2 separate regions of the Homo sapiens genome follow, and region 2 is linked to region 1. The links are chromatin loops, found by intact Hi-C in ENCODE. Cell type or tissue: heart left ventricle. All regions are shown on one strand.

The links. Hi-C counts contacts between places; a loop is a spot of excess contacts. Peaks named below come from ENCODE experiments on the same cell type or tissue, not always from the same donor. Only the 100,000 strongest peaks of a DNase experiment are listed, where the experiment ranks them.
Region 2: a loop joins it to region 1, with 4 times the contacts of the local background. A loop is called at or near these places in 24 of 110 quality-filtered maps.

What each region holds. Positions count from the first base shown.
Region 1 is chr2:69,306,577-69,309,076 of GRCh38, forward strand. No RefSeq gene overlaps it. Among named protein-coding and RNA genes, the nearest start is that of GFPT1, 79 kb to the right of the region's middle. RefSeq lists enhancers at 1-276, 762-811 and a silencer at 382-531. In heart left ventricle, a CTCF peak has its summit at 973 (motif pointing left); DNase peaks (open chromatin) are centred at 425, 965 and 1,215; H3K4me3 peaks cover 1,011 bases; H3K27ac peaks cover 1,612 bases; H3K27me3 peaks cover 748 bases.
Region 2 is chr2:69,177,445-69,179,944 of GRCh38, forward strand. All of the region lies in intron 14 of ANTXR1 (ANTXR cell adhesion molecule 1), which reads left to right. Among named protein-coding and RNA genes, the nearest start is that of MIR3126, 75 kb to the left of the region's middle. RefSeq lists a silencer at 1-207 and an enhancer at 933-1,227. In heart left ventricle, no CTCF peak of the experiment used is centred here; DNase peaks (open chromatin) are centred at 117 and 1,017; H3K4me3 peaks cover 624 bases; H3K27ac peaks cover 1,378 bases.

The DNA of each region.
Region 1 (2,500 bases):
CCGCTTCCCAGCCGCTCCCCCTCACGCAGGAAGCCGGGACTCTGGGCGCAGCTCTCCCGGACCACGGCCACGTCCTGGCTCCAGCTACGGAGGCAGAAAGAAGCCACAGAAACCTAAAGGACAGGAGGGGAAACTGAGCTTTCCGCGTGGGTGCGGCTGCCCTTGACACCCGCTTGGGGGCTCCGGAGGGGGAGGCAGGGCGGCCCCGCGCTGAGGGTGGAAGCGTGAACATCCGAGCAGAGAGAGCGGGGAGGGGCCGTCCGGAGAGATGCCCCGCTGGCCCGACTGTGGCCCCCGGGAAAGACGCCGGTCCCGTGAGCACCGCCCCTTCTGTTGTCTCCAGACGCCCCGCTGGGATCACTGCGCGCCGCCGCAGCTTCCCCACTACCCGTTCCAGAGCCACACCCTGGGGTGCGGCCGACACAAGATACCGCAAGGCCGGAGCCCCTCTGCGACCCCTACTTCCGAAGGCCGGGCCCCGGGCGCCTGCAGCCTCTTCCGCACCCGGCTCGGCCGGCGGGTCTGGGGCTCCCGGCACAGGTGGAGGTGGTGGCAGGTAGGAGGCGCTGCGGGGACACTACTGTCCCTGCCCTCCAGACGGCGCCCCGGGACGGCTGTGCCCCCAGGGCCTAGAAAAGTGCCTGAAGCTCAAGGGCCGCTCTCTGAGGGAGAGGGGACCGATCTGAGTGAGATCAGGGAGCGGGCAGAGGGGCTTGGAGGGGACCAGCCCAGAGCACCCCCACAGGGTGTCCCTTGGGTCCTGCCCTAGACTGCGCTGGATGGATTCTGCACACCCCACATTCCAGCCTCCCAAGACCATTGATGCCCTGTGTTTGCAGGCATGGCGCGCCCCGCAGAGCGAGAAATGTAAGGAAGGGCACAGGGCCGAGACGCGTGGCCGCCCCTTAACTGCGCTTCCTCTCGACTCTCGGGGGCTTCGCGGCGTCTGTGCTCATTCAGGCTGGGAAGGCGCTGCCCCCGTGTGGCCGCTGCCCGTCTCCGCAAGGCTGTCGTGTGGGGCGCTCCTCTGCTGTGACCAGCGCGGTTTGTGTGATTCCGCTCCCCCGCTCACACCCACCTGTTTCAGCACTGTTTTAAATAGCCAGAACCAACTTCCTAATCAATGCACCTGGGGTGGATACGGCGCGGGGGTGGGGGTCACAGTAACACCACAAAGTAGCATTTTTCTGGTTCGGCTCCACCTGGAGAACTGTGGGTTCTGCGGACCCCCGAAAATTCCAACCAATTACCAAGTAGTTCAGAAGTTCCAGGAGTCTGGGCCACTGTGGCGGTCGCCATCTTCTCCTGCTGAGGGGCTGAGGTGCCCATTGCTGTCCCTCTCTTCCCGGTGCTCTCAGTGCTGAGCTCCAGCATGCCCCTGTGGAAGGCCCTGCCACAAAGCCTGGCTGCTCCACGCTCCCTGACTCGGCTGTCCTCAAATCCCCCTTCCCCTCTGACAGCCAGTGGTTTCTTTACATCAACTAGGTGCCCCCAAGGTTAGACTTTCCAAGGAAGACCCCGCTCCATTTACACGGTGGTTTCGTTTTACATTTTTAAGCAACAGTTCTCTCAGATATTATTAACAGAGAAAGCATCGTTTGGGTATAAAAGAAGAAGGCCGAGAATGAGGACATCTAGACCCCAGCTGTGGTGTTCTCCAACCAGCGCTGTGCTCCTGGGGGTCTCTCTGGTGGCTCTGTTTAACAGGGGGTCACCTGCTGAAATAGATGGCTGTGGTGTTCATGGCAGGGGATATGAGGATCTTTTAGTGCAGAAGAAAGTTTAGTGGAAAGGAGATGGTGGAGCAGTGAATGAGAGAGTGACCCTGTGGTATGTGGTCCCAGCCCCACTCAGTGCAAGAACTGAGCCTGGTAATACCTCAGGAGCAGCCGCTGTGGGGTGACCAGCTTGCGGGGCAAGGCATGGGCCCTGAGGAGAGGGCACAACAGGTGCAGACGATTGCTAACCCAGACCCGCAGAAGACGTAATGGGCTTCTTCCTAAACACACACGCAAACTCCTGGGGACTTTGATAAATGCCTGTGGCATTTGGAGTGGTGGAGGAGGACACCAATGTCCTGTCGTTATGAAGGACCCCAAAGCTGGGGGAATTAAGCCAAAATATGGACCCACAGATTGGCTGCTGCTGGCGATATTCACAGGAGGTCATGCAGATTCTGTCTGGGATCATTGGAGTCCCGATGCCATGTCTACCTACATCATGCACGTGTGACACCCTTGGAGTAGAACCAGTTTATTCACAGGGTAACCCTGGCAGTGGCATCTGTAGAGAATTCTGGAGCTTGCAGCTGGGAGGGACCCTCAGTACTCCCTGCTGGCTCTGGAGACCCCAGAGGACAGTGAGGGGGCAACAACTGAGAGGACCTCCTAGGCTGCTCTGAGCTCCTGGGCAGGTCTAGAGAGGTGGCTGGATGTTCCAGAGGGAGGAAAAGGCAAGTGGCTTTGCCCAAGCTGGCTGGCATTTCTGGTCACTCTGTGTC
Region 2 (2,500 bases), 130 kb before region 1:
AGGCACACCCAGGTCTGCCTGAGGACACGCAGGTCAGAAGGGGCCTCTACCATCTGAGGAATGTGCTGCCATTTGTGTTACCCAAGCTCCAGCCAGCTGGACGTCTGGAGCCACCACATCCTTTCAGATTTAAACACAACTTCCCTTGATGGGAAACCGGCCTCCCTCCCCAATCCCTGCGGTTTCTCCCAGGCACCACTGACTCCTACTCCTCGCTTCTTCCGCGTTATCTCATCTTCTCGGTTTGCTAGACACGATCTAGCAGCTCTGGCACAAATCCAACTGCGCAGCAAATTTTACTGAAGGTTTAAAAGTATAGTGCAGCCCACAACCCCTGACGGAATATTAAAGGGACTCTTATTTACCACCGGCCACCCCCACCACTCGGGGGGATTGGGGGTCGTAGCTGTTCACTGGTAGCTCTGCCCCACTCTGTTCTGCTCATCTTCTCATTCCCCACAAGCCCCTGATTTCTCATTCACAGCAATTGGGCTCATCCAGCCCCATCCTCCAATAACCATAGAGGACAGCAAGGTTTTTGTTTTGTTTTGTTTACTAAAGGAAAGCCAGCTCACACTGAGGATTTCTATACTGGTGTTTTCTCCCTCCCTGCTACCATCCTTGAAGGGCAGTGTAGGAGGAAGATCTCAAGAGCCTTTATGATTTAATGAGATGTAAAAATCCACCCTCCAGTGCTGCCGAGTTTCTTAGTGGCCTTGCTGAGGGGCTGGGATTCTACTCCGTCCATTTTTGGCCAAATGGAAAGACACATCAAAGATTCCCTTCTCTTCCTGGGGATTGCAAAACCCTTCTGTCTCCAGAATGTGTAAACAGACCCATGCTAACTGCAGGGGAAACTCTGACTCTCCCGTCCGTCAGCCCCTGGGCCTTTGTGCTGCCTGGTGCTGTTGTCTGAGCTTGGCAGGCCAGCTCCGGTCAGGGGATTAAGCGACGGGCTCGGTGGCGCGGCAGCGTGTGGAGATTGCCCAAGCCCTAGGCATTTCCTGTTGCGAGAAGGCCAGGCCCTGCCCTTGAGCACGAGGGCGGCGCCTCCTTCCCCAGGCCAGGGACAAGAGGGAGGAGCCAGGGACTAGAGGGAGGGGCCAGCGGCAAGAGGGAGGGGCCAGGGGCAAGAGGGAGGGGCCAGGGACTAGAGGGAGAACTGCCCCCGTGTGCAAGTGGAACCTGGAAAGCGGGGAAACCGGCTTCATGCATCTTACTATATCCTGAGCACTCAGCGGGGTTGCGAATTAGAGAAAGCCAGTTGTAAATCCTTCTTTAAGTTCTTTTCGTAAAATATAGGGGGAGAAAAACCCCTGGACAAGGCATCAGAAAACCACACCAGAACTTCACCTTTAGGGGTCACTTCATTTCTCTAGATCTGACTCCTCTTCTGTGCAGTGAAAAGACTTAATTAGATGAGCTCCTAAAAAATTAAGAGGCTCATGAACCTAGTTGAGTCCCCTGTGGAATAAAGCGGCTTTATTCTTGGAGTTTCTTAACGTTCGTGGTGCTGCTGTGTTCAGCTTTAGGGGATAGAATTTCTGTTATCTCCTTTGGAAAACTGCCCCAGACTGGGAATGCCCAGGCTTTCAGAGCCATATTTTGTATATCTGTGTTCACAGCCACTTACACAGAAACATACATCCACCTCCAATGTAAAGTTTAACCACATATAGGACATATAAGATTCCTGCTTTCACATCATAAGGTGAAAGAAACCTCGGAAATTCTAAGGTAAAGTAATATGAACTATAATATTTTATTGTGTTGGGGACTTTATTTTGTTATATTTTGCAGTTATAAATTATCAAAATTAAGTCCATGTGCGGTGGCTCACACCTGTAATCCCAGCACATTGGGAGGCTGAGGTGAGAGGATCACTTGAGCCCAGGAGTTTGTGACCGGCCTGGGCAATATGGCAAAACCCCATCTTTACAAAAAATAGAAAAATTAGCTGGGTGCATTGATATGTGTCTGTAGTCCCAGCTACTCAGGCAGGCTGAGGTGAGAGAATTGCTTGAGCTGTGGTAGTTGAGGCTGCACTCCAGCCTGGGTGACAGAGTGAGACCCTGTCTCCAAAAAAAAAAAAAAATTATCAAAATTAGCAGGTACAAGGAGAAGTCAAAAATGAGCGTGTATTTGTTGCCATCAAATGATTGGAAAAGCAAACCACAAAAGAACAAAATCCAGACTGGCCAATGCTGAGAAACAATCAAAGGAGAATGAGGTTGCATGAGTTCAAATCCAGCTCTGTCACATACAAGCTGGGTGACCTAAGTCATTTAACGTCTCTATTCTCGTTCTCTAAAATAGGAATAATAACACCATGTACCTTCCTGGGTGGTTGCAAGATTAAAGGATTAATAATACATTTAAAGTGCTCAAAAGAGTGACTGGCACATAACATGGGAAAGGCTGCATAAATTCAATGGTGTGTTATCATGAATGCAATATGTGTTTATCGAGCACCTACTTTGCACTTAGAATACAAGGGTCA